Linked DNA regions of Homo sapiens: region 2 is linked to region 1. Evidence: chromatin contacts called from ENCODE Hi-C or POLR2A ChIA-PET data. All regions are on one chromosome and are shown on one strand. Each heading gives the region's core, a stretch centred on a gene start or an enhancer-like site at or near the end of the contact. The rest is flanking DNA. Distances are from core to core; before and after follow the strand shown.

The links. A loop is a pair of places that touch in the nucleus more often than their neighbours do. ChIA-PET counts read pairs that join two places held with the same protein, here RNA polymerase II (POLR2A). Pooled maps may share reads with other maps.
Region 2: a pooled map shows a loop between it and region 1 (5-fold over the local background). The contact joins the enhancer-like site here to the promoter of PSMB10 in region 1. A Hi-C loop is called at or near these places in 2 of 168 maps with a recorded cell type or tissue (B cell and Ramos) and 8 of 50 pooled maps. POLR2A ChIA-PET finds 5 or more read pairs at or near these places in 4 of 52 experiments (CD4-positive, alpha-beta T cell, H1, PC-9 and 1 more).

What each region holds. Positions count from the first base shown.
Region 1 is chr16:67,931,382-67,938,350 of GRCh38, reverse strand. It overlaps PSMB10 (proteasome 20S subunit beta 10), which reads left to right and starts at 1,501. Exons shown (of 8, transcript NM_002801.4): 1 at 1,501-1,657; 2 at 1,866-1,953; 3 at 2,039-2,136; 4 at 2,248-2,388; 5 at 2,654-2,769; 6 at 2,873-2,931; 7 at 3,403-3,554; 8 at 3,680-3,845. The coding sequence starts at 1,602. The coding sequence ends at 3,791. It overlaps CTRL (chymotrypsin like), which reads left to right and starts at 6,489. Exons shown (of 7, transcript NM_001907.3): 1 at 6,489-6,550. The coding sequence starts at 6,499. RefSeq lists enhancers at 1,322-1,571, 1,822-2,101, 2,392-2,581, 2,732-2,931.
Region 2 is chr16:67,501,142-67,507,751 of GRCh38, reverse strand. ATP6V0D1-DT (ATP6V0D1 divergent transcript) reads right to left here. Exons shown (of 4, transcript NR_184227.1): 4 at 1,349-3,727. Among named protein-coding and RNA genes, the nearest start is that of AGRP, 21 kb to the right of the region's middle. RefSeq lists an enhancer at 2,915-3,024. Within about 2 kb of position 3,216, at least 13 of the 41 ENCODE cell types and tissues checked have a DNase peak (open chromatin) inside an H3K27ac peak, as active enhancers do; they include B cell and CD4-positive, alpha-beta T cell, where a contact is called at or near this core.

The DNA.
Region 1 (6,969 bases), core at 252-2,751:
TCACACTATTGCACTCCAGCCTGGGCAACAAGAGCAAAACTCCGTCTCAAAAAAAAAAATTTATTTTTAAATTAGCCAGGTGTAGCCACAGCTGTAGTCAAATCTACTAGGCAGGCTGAGGTGGGAGGATTGCTTGAACCTGGGAGGCAGAGGTTGCAGTGAGCCAAGATGGTGCCACGGCATTCCAGCCTGAGCAACAGCAAGACCCTGTGTCCAAAAAAAAAAAAAAAAAAAACCGTAAAATAGGCCAGGCACAGTGGTTCATGGTTATAAGCCTAGCACTTTGGAAGGCTGAGGAGGGTGGATCGCCTGAGCTCAGGAGTTCAAGACCAGCCTGGGCAACACGGTGAAACCCCATCTCTACCAAAAAAAAAAAAAAAAAAAAAAATTAGCCAGGCATGGTGGTGTGTGCCTGTGGTCCCAGCTACTCAGGAGGCTGAGGTGGAAGAGTGCTTGTGCCTGGGAGGCAGAGGTTCCAGTGAACCGAGATCACACCATTGTACTCCAGCCTGGGCAACAGAGTAAGACCCCATCTCAAAAAAAAAAAAAAAAAATTAAGATAAACCCTTTGGCAGCTGCGTGCTGCTCTTAGCCTCAAACCCAAGTCTTTTTTTTCCCCCTTTGAGACGGGGTCTATTGCCCAGGCTGGAGTGCAATGGTATGATCCATACTCACTGCAGCCCCGAACTCCTGGGCTTCCAAAGTGCTGGGATTACAGGTGTGAGCCACCAGGCCCAGACTGCTGAAGGGTTTAAACCAGAGAAAGAATGTGACCAGATTTCCAATTTAGAAAGACCCGCTCTCTGCAGGGTAAGGAGTAGCCTGGGGGTCGGGGGGCGGGGGGCAAGAATTGCAAGGTAACCAGGGAGGCCAGTGCAATGTCCAGGTGGGAGAGGATGCTAGCTGAGACTAGAAGTGCTAGGAAAAGGATGTGTGCAGACAAGAGGTCACTGGGGAGGTGAAATAACAAGGCTTGGCCATGAGTGGAACCCAACACCCATGGTGCCCTCTTGAGAGAGGGAAGATGGCACCTGAGATGGAAGATGGAAAGACCAGGGTCCCTGTGACTGAGGACTGAGCCTCTGTTTGAGGTTTTTGCAGAGGAGTAAAGGCAACAAAAGAGGCAAGAGTTGGAAGAAAGGTGACAAGGAACAAAAGTCAGCTATGCCTGATGCTACTGGGTGGCCAGCAACAATGCTGACTTGGCCAAGGCTCTGAGAGCTTTACTATGCTGGGACTGGAGGTCAGAGTTGAGGCTAGGGTAAGAGCAAGGGGCTCAGATGGAGGGGGAGGAGGACCTGAACAAGTCCAGAAGGGAAGAGATTTGTCCCTCTATCCAACAGAGTACCCAGTGAGCAGCACAGAGGGCACAGCAAGGGACATCACCCGGTTCCCCAAATGCTCAGAGCCACAAGTGAAGCCAAAAGTGAAAGACAAGATGCAGAAAACCGCCACGGGCCTTTGAGGAAGGGTAAAGGCGAAAGCGAAAGCAGGAAGTACAGACGTGAAGCCTAGCAGAGGACTTTTTAGCTGCTCACTGGCCCCGCTTGTCTGGCCGACTCATCCGCCCGCGACCCCTAATCCCCTCTGCCTGCCCCAAGATGCTGAAGCCAGCCCTGGAGCCCCGAGGGGGCTTCTCCTTCGAGAACTGCCAAAGGTGAAGCGGGGGCGCGGGGGGCGGTCACTCCTGAGCCGCCTCTGCTTGCTCGTGGCCTTTTTTCCTGGCTGGGGGTGGGGGAGGGTGTGTTGGTCGACTTGGGTTCCAGGCTTACCCCGGAAGATGAGGGAGACGGGGACCAGGTTAGGGGAAGCAACAGGGGTCTTGAAAGCAGAGCCGAAACATGGGCGCCCTCCTCCGTTTCCAGAAATGCATCATTGGAACGCGTCCTCCCGGGGCTCAAGGTCCCTCACGCACGCAAGACCGGGACCACCATCGCGGGCCTGGTGTTCCAAGTGAGCAGCGGGGAGGGACGGGGAGCTGGAGGGGAGCCGAGAGTATCGAGCAGGCACTGAAGCTGCGGTCCCTCCCTCTCCTCAGGACGGGGTCATTCTGGGCGCCGATACGCGAGCCACTAACGATTCGGTCGTGGCGGACAAGAGCTGCGAGAAGATCCACTTCATCGCCCCCAAAATCTAGTGAGACTCCCGAGCCCAGTTCCCGTACGCAAAAAAGAACGGCCCCCTCGTTCCCACTCCGGTCCCCGCACGTCCCAGCCCTGCCCACACCGATCCTCCCTTTTGCCTCAGCTGCTGTGGGGCTGGAGTAGCCGCGGACGCCGAGATGACCACACGGATGGTGGCGTCCAAGATGGAGCTACACGCGTTATCTACGGGCCGCGAGCCCCGCGTGGCCACGGTCACTCGCATCCTGCGCCAGACGCTCTTCAGGTGCGGGGGCAGGGCTAACAGGACCCCGGCAGGGGTAGTTACGGGGTTGGGGCCATTGGAAGGCGGGACAGAAAGAAGGGCGGGACCGCGACGGGCCAGGTGACCGGAAGAGGCCGGCCCAAGAGAACCTGGGCTACAGGAAAAGGCGATGTCAGTCATCGGGCGCCAGCCCACAGGAAGGGGCGGGGATAGCACCTAGGAGCTGGGCATAGAGAGGTGGGGCCTAGGCCCCAGCTTGTGGCCGACCCCGCCCATCCTCGAGCAGGTACCAGGGCCACGTGGGTGCATCGCTGATCGTGGGCGGCGTAGACCTGACTGGACCGCAGCTCTACGGTGTGCATCCCCATGGCTCCTACAGCCGTCTGCCCTTCACAGCCCTGGGTGAGCGCTTCTGTCCCTTCTCCTCGAACTCTGCCCCTGTGACCTTGGCCTCACTCCAAACGGCGTCGCAGCGGTTGACTTCAGATGCTTCTCCTGCCTTCAGGCTCTGGTCAGGACGCGGCCCTGGCGGTGCTAGAAGACCGGTTCCAGCCGAACATGACGGTGAGCGGCCTCTGTCCCCGACTTTGTGGTCGCTGGTGGGATGTGCACCCGGGAGCTGGGGGAGCACAGGACCCTGGCCCAGTGCGGGTGGCTAAGGCTTGTCGGAGGAGGTGACCACTGAAGGGTGAGTGGAGTAAGGGCAGAGAAGTGCGGTCCCGACATAACACCGTCCAATACCAAAGCCTGCACGGCTGGGAGAAGTCGAAGCTCACAGAGGATCTTTAGGAGCCGAGGGCGGAGAGAAGGACCAGTAGGGTCCTACTTATATCAACGTCTGGAGCCTAGATTTTGTTTGGGGTGGGATGGAAGCAGGTGATGTTGCCTCAGAGGTGGCTAAGGCTCAGAGGGAGAAACACAGTGGGGGTTTGGAGGGCAAGACCAGATTGGGTAAGTGGACAGGCAAGTCCCCAGGCTGTAGCCTAAGTTAACAGCAGAGAGAGCCCGTTAGGTCTCACACACCCATCACCGCAGCTGGAGGCTGCTCAGGGGCTGCTGGTGGAAGCCGTCACCGCCGGGATCTTGGGTGACCTGGGCTCCGGGGGCAATGTGGACGCATGTGTGATCACAAAGACTGGCGCCAAGCTGCTGCGGACACTGAGCTCACCCACAGAGCCCGTGAAGAGGTGAGAGCTGGAGATCGGGGACCACAGGGATGTGTGGGGCTATAGCAGGGGAGATAGGGGGCTGCAAAAAGGGGATGGGCCACATGACAGGCCCATGTTCAGAGGCTGTCCCTCCTCCCTCCCAGGTCTGGCCGCTACCACTTTGTGCCTGGAACCACAGCTGTCCTGACCCAGACAGTGAAGCCACTAACCCTGGAGCTAGTGGAGGAAACTGTGCAGGCTATGGAGGTGGAGTAAGCTGAGGCTTAGAGCTTGGAACAAGGGGGAATAAACCCAGAAAATACAGTTAAACAGATGGCTGTGTCATTCTTGAGTGGAATGGGGTGGGCAGGCAGCCAGCAGGGCTCTGTAGCTAAGGCGTCCCTGCAGGGGCCATTACCTACCATAGCTCTAGTGTCTGGCCTAAGAGATGCCCTTCACCCATAACCTCAGGCACCTACAACTCCAGAACCCCAGCCCTGGCCAGCATTGCAGGCTTGGTCTCCACCCAAACCTTCCTTCTGACTCCACACTTGAAGGCTCCCCCACCACTCCACTGTCTTGCTCTTGCCCTCTAGTCCACTGGAGACTTGTAAATTATGAAATACCCCATGTACTACCCCCTCCTAGAGACTTTCCATGGCTCCTCAGTGGCCCAGGACAAAGCTCATACCTTTCAATCAGGCCCCCACAGGCCCCACTGAGGGCTAAAGTGCTGACAAGAGGAGCCGCTCCCTGACTCCAAGGCAAGTTCTCACCAAGCACTCCTCAACCTCGCAACATCTTTACCTGTGACACCCCTTAGATGACGAGGCATGCCTGCACTGCTCACGTGAAGCTCGTCTTCTGTCTGCACATGCTGGGCTTGTGACTCCAAGTTTTCCAGGCTAATAAGGGTCACAGGACTCACATGGGGAGAGATGACACGTTTCTCCAACAAACCTTTGCTGGGCCCCTGCTGAGTCTCAGGCCTGGCTGCTGGGTGCCAGCAAGAGCATCCTGTCCTCAGCGAGAACGGCTGAACTCCGCTGGAGCTTCAGAAATGTCAGGGAGAGTCTACCCAGGGCCCAGGGAGGGTCTATGCCGGGCTGCACATCCCCAGGCCGCTGAGTGTGCTCCCTGCACCCCAACATTCTATTAATGAACATTTGTAAATGTAACAGAAAAGTAGAAAGAGTTGTATATTGAATACCCTTATACTGTCAGGTCACCACAGACCTGACAGTATTTTGTTATATTTGTTTTATCATCTATTCATCCCTCTATCCATTAATTCATCGCTCCTTTTTTTTTTTTTTTTTTTTTTTTTGAGACGGCGTCTCGCTCTGTCACCCAGGCTCTGGAGTGCAAATATTTTGTTATATTTGTTTTATCATCTATTCATCCCTCTATCCATTAATTCATCGCTCCTTTTTTTTTTTTTTTTTTTTGAGACGGAGTCTCGCTCTGTCACCCAGGCTCTGGAGTGCAGTGGCGCAATCTCAGCTCACTGGAAGCTCCGCCTCCCAGGTTCACGCCATTCTCCTGCCTCAGCCTCCCGAGTAGCTGGGACTACAGGTGCCCGCCACCACGCCCGGCTAATTTTTTTTTTTTTTGTATTTTTAGTAGAGACGAGGTTTCTACTGAACCTGTTAGCCAGGATGGTCTTGATCTCCTGACCTCATGATCCGCCCGCGTCGGCCTCCCAAAGTGCTGGGATTACAGGCGTGAGCCACCGTGCCCAGCCAATTCATCTCATTTTTTGGCTGATGCTGTTTCTTTGAGATGGGGTCTAGCTCCATCGCCCAGGCCGGAATGCAGTGGTGCACTCATGGCTCACTGCAGCCTTGAACTTAAGGGCTCAAGTGATCCCTCCTGCCTCAGCCTTCTGAGTTGCTGGGACTACAGGTGTGTACCATCATACCCAGCTCATTTCTTAATTTAAAAAAATTTTTTTTGTAGAGACAGGGTTTCATGATGTTGCTCAGGCTGGTCTCGAACTCCTGGAATCAAGCCTCCTACGTCTGCCTCCCAAAGTTTTGGGATTACAGGTGTGAGCCACCACACCCAGCCCTGATCTGTTCTTGAATCAGTTAAAGCCCTCACACTCCCAGAAGGCCGCCAGCCAATGCACCTGTTGGAACTTTGCACACAGGGTGTCTTCTCCCTTCAAGCTTGGTCTGCAGCTCAGTAACAAATGGGCTACAGACACCAGGGGCTTGCCCATGGGAGCCCCAAGGCCTAAAGAGGGTGGCAGAGATTTGATGTCTGTCACTCTCCACCTGCAGCCTCAGTCCACGGTCGGCCAGGCACCAAGAGCTCACACTTTGCCCTCCTAAATGCCAGGCCCTTCATAAGTATCATCTCATTGTTAAGAGCGGAGGCTTCAGCGCCAGACAAATGCGAGTTTGTGTACAACTCAACCACGTGCTGGTGGGAGAGTCACCATCTCTGAGCAGACCTGTGACTCCTGTTCCAAATGGACGAGGAACCACTGCGATGATGTGTTAGGACTCCCAGCCTGCCAGAACCTCACAGCCCCTGGCCCTTCACAGCAAAGTTGACCGCAGTGAGCATTCCATCCACCAGTCAGAACACCCTGGACGCTGAGCGGCCTTCTCTGAAAGCCTGGTGCCTTTGTTAGCCCTGGGTGACTCCTGTGATCCCAGCCACCAGGTTGTCACTATAGACCTAATTTAACCATCTGTCCTCAGTACCGAGGGCTCAACATTTGGAATGGGAGGTGGTTCTGGGAGCCAATTAGAGGCCAGGCTTTGGGAGGTGGCAGAGGTGAGTCTCACACCTGGGCTCTGTCTGATAAGTCTAGGTCTCGGTCAGGGGACCTTGGCCTAAAGGGCCTGTCTTGCCTGGAGCGTGGGAGGGGGCTGAGTCTACACAGCTGGCCTGGCCTCAGGCCTGGAGCTTTAGCTCAAGGACGAGAAGACCCATAAAGCCAGACCCAGCTCCCAACCTCACATCTGCCACGATGTTGCTGCTCAGCCTGACCCTAAGCCTGGTTCTCCTCGGCTCCTCCTGGGGTGAGTGGGCCAGGACCAGCCCTGATTCAGCCCTGGGAGCAACTCAGCTCCCAGCAACAGCCCAGGGAAGGAGCTAGGCTGGCTGGAAGGGACGAAGGTGGACAGAGTGGGCAAAAGAAACAGGATATGCCAGGGCAGTGGAGCAGGGAACAGGCCTGCAGGGCTGGGAGGGGGCAAGAGGTGGGGTGGTCTCACAAATAGGACCAGAGATTGAGCCAGGCCCTGGAGCCCGGGAGGGTTTAGGAAGCTGAGACAGGAAGACCTGTCCATGTCTTTTAGAAAGAACCTTCTGGCTGCATGAAGGGTATGAACTGTTCAGGTCGGGAGGGGGCAGAGAGACCAGGGGTAGAGATGGGGAACAGCGGGGACTAGGCTGGAGACAGATGTAGGAGAACAGCAGGGCTGGGGGACTGGGTGGA
Region 2 (6,610 bases), core at 1,967-4,466, 430 kb after region 1:
CCACTCAATGCCTACTACTGCCAATCAGTTTTCTAGGGCCTGACTCTTCTATATAAGGAGAAAACCAATAATCAGCAGATATTAGAGAAATAAAGGTAACACGGTAAGCAGAGATGAAAACAACAATAACAAATCAGAGGAAATGTACATTCTGCATTAATATTCTCAGAGATATTAGAGAAGACATTACATCCATAAAGCAAGAACAGCATGCCTCAGGAATAAAAGGGGGAAAAAAATTCCAGAGAGCAATGTTAAAGCCTTGAAAAACGAAACATATGATAGCAGAAGTGAGAAACTCAATATAAGGGTTGGAAATAGAGTTGAAGAAATCTCCAGGAAGTAGAGCAAAATGACAGTAATGGAAAGTGTAAAGTGAAAGGGACCGGGTGCCGTGCTCACGCCTGTAATCCCAGCACTTTGGGAGGCCAAGGTGGGAGGATTACTTGAGGTCAGGAGTTCGAGACCAGCCTGGCCAACATGGTGAAACCCCGTCTCTACTAAAAATACAAAAATTAGTTAGATGTGGTGGTGCACATCTGTAATCCCAGCTACTCAGGAGGCTGAGGTGGGAGAATCACTTGAACGCGGGAGGTGGAGGTCGCAGTGAGCCCAGATCGCGCCACTGCACTCCAGCCTGGGTGACAGAGCGAGACTCCATCTCAAAAGAAAAAAAAAAAGAGACAGAGAGAGAGAATTTCCCATAATTGAGGTACTATGTGTGTTTCCAGATTGAAACGGCCTGTCCCAGGGTGGCTAGCTGTCACAGAGCAAAGGGTCTCAAACCTTTTGGTCTCATGACGTCTTTTCACTCTTCAGTATTTTTGAGGATTCTAAAGAATTTTGTTCATGTTGGTTATATCTATTATGAAAGGAAAATAAAATCTTGGGACCCCAAACTCATTATGTCAAAGGGAAAGTTAAGCTTGGGAACCACAAAAACTGCCTTCCTTTCCCAAACGGACAGCTGTAATTTCACAGGCTTAGTTATGTAAAATGTAGATCTACTAAGCCCGAGACAATGCATAGTTGACTCCCCCGACCCCTTTTCACATATAAAATGTAGAGTCACTGAGCTGCTAATCACAGCCTCACAACAATGTCACCACTTGCCGCCCTGCCTACCCTCCTGCCCGCTTTTTTCCCCTTTCCTCCCTCCCCTCCTGCTGCCTCTTTCCTCTTTGGAAAAAGCACAGGACACAGATCGTACTGTGACTTGTGTCTCTTTTTCCCCGGGCGTGTCCTCAACCTTGGCAAGATAAACCTCTAAATTGATTGAGATGCCTCAGTCACTTTTTGGTTCACACCATTAATATTTACCATGTGAGAAATTAAAACAGAGAAAATGTTTACATGTTTATTAATTTATTTAAAATGATATCATGAAACCATTACATGTTAACACAACTTTTTTTTTTTTTGAGAAGGTGAAGGTGTCTTGCTCTGTTGCCCAGGCTGGAGTGCAGTGGTGCGATCTTGGCTCACTGCAACCTGCCCCTCCCAGGTGCAAGCAATTCTTCTGCTTCAGCCTCTCAAGTAGCTGGGATTATAGGCGCATGCCACCAAGCCCAGTTATTTTTTTTTTTTTTTTTTGAGACGGAGTCTTGCTGTCGCCCAGGCTGGAGTGCAGTGGCGCGATCTCTGCTCACTGCAGGCTCTGCCCGCTGGGTTCACGCCATTCTCCTGCCTCAGCCTCCTGAGCAGCTGGGACTACAGGCGCCCGCCACCTCGCCCAGCTAATTTTTTGTATTTTTAGTAGAGATGGGGTTTCACCATGTTAGCCAGGATGGTCTCGATCTCCTGACCTCATGATCCGCCCGCCTTGGCCTCCCAAAGTGCTGGGATTACAGGCGTGAGCCACCGCGCTCAGCCAGCCCAGCTAATTTTTATATTGTTAGTAGAGATGGGGTTTCATTATGTTGGTCAGGCTGGTCTCGAACTCCTGATCTCAAGTGATCCTCCCACCTCAGTCTCCCAGCGTTGAGATTACAGGCATGAGCCACTGTGCCCAGCCAACACAACATACTTTTAATGAAAAATAACTACATTTTTCCAAACCAAAAAGAAAGTGAAAACAGTGGTATTGTTTTGTATTTTTTGCAAATCTCTTCAATGTCTGGTTTAATATTCTGGTTTAATTCCCATATCTGCTTCTATACTCAACCTGTTTCAACATCACATGTCACAAACAGCCAGGCGCAGTGGCTCACACCTATAATCCCAGCACTTTGGGAGGTGAAGGCGGGAGGATCACTTGAGGCCAGGAGTTGGAAGACCAGTCTGGGCAACATAGCAAGACCCCTCTGTCAGTATAAAAAACAAAATAAAAAAACACATGTCATGTAGCCTCTGGAAAATCCCACTGTACACTCATGAAAGACAAATAATATCTTTTTTTTTTTTTTTGAGACAGTGTCTTGCTCCATCACCCAGGCTGGAGTGCAGTGGTGAGATTTCAGCTCACTGCAATCTCTGCCTCCCGGATTCAAGCAATTCTCCTGCCTCAGCCTCCTCCTGAGTAGCTGGGATTACAGGCATGCATCACCACACCCAGGTAATTTTTGTATTTTTAGTAGAGACTGGGTTTCACCATGTTGGCCAGGCTGGTCTGAAACTCCTGACCTCATTATCCATTTGCCTTGGCCTCCCAAAGTGCTGAGATTATAGGCGTGAGCCACCGTGCCCAGCTGACAAATAACATCTTAATATTACCGTGAACCTAGTGTAGACTTTATGGATACTTCAAAAGGACCGCACTTTGGAAACCACAGAGTTAAACAATATCAAGTCTCATTGGCTTCATGCAATAAAAATGTACTCCAATGAAGACTGGCCAGCTTCCCATGGAGAGCTGGCTTTTTCCATCATGCTGTAAATTATACCATCTGGAATGCGTGGTTTCCAAGTTTACTGAGAGAGAGAAGGGGGCTGGTGAATCAGGTGGGATGCTTTTAAGGGTAGGGCCTGAGCCAGGCACACTGGCTCATGCCTATATGACATCAGCTATTAGGGAGGCTGAGGTGGGAGGATTGTTTGAGCACAGGAGGTTGAGGCTGCAGTGAGTCATGATCACAGCACTGCACTCCAGCCTGGGTGACAGAACAAGACTCAGACCTTTAAATAAAAAAAAGACTAGGGCCTAGAGGTGGGGCATGTCACTGGAAATGTCATCTTCCTGTGTGTCCAGGAAGAGAATTGGGTGTGGTGAACACTTAGCATCTGCTCCACCCCTGGGGTGATCGTGGCGCTCACATGATCCTGTGACCGGAAGCCTCCACAGGGTCACTTCATGAACATTTCTCATGTTTCTGCAGCATTTTCAAACAGTTGCCCTGTTAGTGACAGCAGTTATAACAGGTGACTTTGACTTCGAGCATTTGTCCCATTCAAATTAATTTTTCTATTTTAATTATAAAAGTAATACATGTTCACACACACAAAGCATCATTTCAATGATCAGAAGGACAAAAGAGAAAGATAAACATTACACCCCATGGAACCTCCTTGAACTGTGTCACCACCCGCGAGAAGCATAGTGAATTCTCTCAAAAAGTTTCTTTGCATCTCTAAGCTTACATCTACATCTATTTTTTGGAATGCAGTTGGGGTCATATTATGCATACTGTTCTATAAATCCGGAAGGAGGGGCATTAAGTAGACAAGATGATATGCAGAAGCAGATGGAAGGTAGAAAAACTCCTCTGCATGAATTCAGGGCTCCCTCTGGCTGAAAGAAGAAAAAGAAGAGCGTGGCTGGGGATGTGGCCGTAGAGCAATGACAGTCAGGCCTAGCCTCCCAGCAGCACGCAGGAGAGGCAGCCAGACCCCCAGATGGACTGCCCAGTCCTCACAGGCAGATAGGGTGTGGACAGCCTCACAAAAATGCCTGGGTCCCCAGCACTGCAGAGTCTTCAGCAAGTTGCTGGGCCTAGAGTCGTGACGACTAGGCATGGTGGCCTTCTCAGTGGTCATCTGTGAGGACACATAACCATGGACTAATTCCCCTCCTACCCTCTGCGTGGCATAACCCTGAACAGAGAACAAACACAAGAACAAACCTAGTGCCAGGAGTGGAACCCTGCCTGTTTTTGTATAACCCACAAGTCAAGAATGGTTCCTTCCTTCCTTCCTTCCTTCCTTTCTTCCTTCCTTCCTTCCTTCCTTCTCTTTCTTTCTTTTCTTTCTTTCAGAGGGTGTCTTGTTCTGTCGCCCAGGCTGGAGTGCAGTGGTGTGATCTTGGCTCACTGCAACCTCCGCCTCCTGGGTTCAAGCGATTCTCCTGCCTCAGTCTCCCAAGTAGCTGGGATTACAGGCATCTGCCACCACACCTGGCTAATTTTTGTATTTTAGTAGAGACAGGGTTTCACTATGTAGGTCAAGCTGGTCTTGAACTCCTGACCTCAAATGATCCATCCGCCTCGGTCTCCCAAAGTGCTGGGATTACAGGCGTGAGCCACTGTGCCCGGCCTTATTGATTGATTGATTGAGACAGGGTTTCATTCTGTCATGCAGGCTGAGTGCAGTAGTGGGATCACAGCTCACTGCAGCCTCAACCTCCTGGGCTCAAGGGATCCTCCAGCCTCAGCCTCCCAAGGATTTTTTTTTTTTTTTGAGTCGGAGTCTTGCACTCTCGCCCAGGCTGGAGTGCAGTGGCGCAATCTGGGCTCACTGCAAGCTCCGGCTCCAGGGTTCAAGCCATTCTCCTGCCTCAGCCTCCTGAGCAGCTGGGACTATAGGCGCCCGCTACCATGCCCGGCTAATTTTTTGTATTTTTAGTAGAGACAGGGTTTCACTGTGTTAGCCAGGATGGTCTCAATCTCTTGATCTTGCGATCCGCCTGCTCGGCCTCCCAAAGTACTGGGATTACAGTCATGAGCCACCATGCCTGGCATTTTTTTTTTTAAACCAACTAAGAAGCACTGAAGTTTTTCTAAAGTTTTTACATTTCTCTCCTTCTCCCTCCATCTCTCTTTTTCTCTCTCTCTCTCTCTTTTTCCAAGATATGGTCTCCCTCTGTTGTCCAGGCTGGAGTGCAGTGAGCTCCTGGCCTCAAATGATCCTCCTGCCTCAGCCTCCCAAAGGGTAGGGACTACAGGTGCGCACCACCACACTCAGCTAATTTAAAATTTTTTTTGTAGAGATAGGGTCTCCTGATGTTGCCCAGGCTGCGTCTCCAACTCCTGGGTTTAAGTCATCTTCTTGCCTTGGCCTCCCAAAGGGCCAGGATTACAGGCGTGAACCACAATGAAAAAAAATCGAATGGAGGCTATTTTGTGACACATTAAAGTTATCTAAAATTCTAATTTCAGTGTGCAGACATGGAGTTTTATTGAAATGTAGCCTGGTTCATCTGTTACATGGTGCCTGTGTCTGCTTTTGGGTTCCAACAGCAGAGTCGAGTTGTTGGAACAGAGATCGTAAGTGGTGCTCTCGTCACTTTTCTTTGCTGCTCAGTGCACTATAAATTGCAGTTTTGGGCCGGGTGTCGTGGCTCATGCCTGTAATCCCAGCACTTTGGGAGGCCGAAGCAGATGGATCACCTGAGGTCAGGAGTTTGAGACCAGCCTGGCCAGCATGGTGAAACCCCATCTCTACTAAAAACACAAAAATTAGTTGGGCATGGTGGCGGGGGCCTGTAATTCCAGCTACTTGGGAGGCTGAGGCAGGAGAATCGCTTGAACCCGGGAGGCAGAGGTTGCAGTGAGCTGAGATCGCACCATTGCACTCCAGCCTGGGTGACAAGAGCGAAACTCCGTCTCAAAATAAATAAATACATAAATAAATTTCAGTTTTGAAGTTACAACTTGATAGTTTTGTTGTTGTTGTTGTTGTTGTTTGAGATGGAGTCTTGCTCTGTCGCCAGGCTGGAGTGCAGTGGTGTGATCTCGGCTCACTGCAACCTTCACCTCCCAGGTTCAAGCCATTCTCCTGTCTCAACCTCCTGAGTAGCTGGGATTACAGGTGCACACCATCACGCCCACCTAATTTTTGTATTTTTAGTAGAGAAGGGGTTTCACCATGTTGGCCAGGCTGGTTTCAAACTCCTGACCTCAGGTGATCCACCCACCCTGGTCTCCCAAAATGCTGGGATTACAGGCATGAGTCACTGCACCTGGCCACAACTTGATAGTTTGGAGTACCAAATGTATCATCATACAATGACGATTTATTTTATTTTATTTTATTTTGCTTTATTTTTGAGACAGAGTCTTACTCTGTCCCCCAGGCTGGAGTGCAGTGGTGCAATCTTGGCTCACTGCAGCCTCTGCCTCCTGGGTTCAAGCGATTTTTGTGCCTCAGTCTCTGAATACCTGGGATTACAGGCACGTGCCACCATGTTTGGCTAATTTTTGTATTTTTAGTAGAGACTTGGTTTTGCTATGTTGGCTAGGCTGGTCTTGAACTTCTGACCTCAGGTGATTCACCCACCTCAGCCTCCCAAAGTGCTGGGATTACAGATGTGAGCCACTGCGCCCGGCCTATTTTATTCCATTACCAGTTCATACCTATCATGTGAAAAGAAGAAAGTAGGCTGGACGTGGTGGCTTACACCTGTAATCCCACACTTTGGGAGGCCGAGGTAGGCGGATCACCTGAGGTCAGGAGTTGC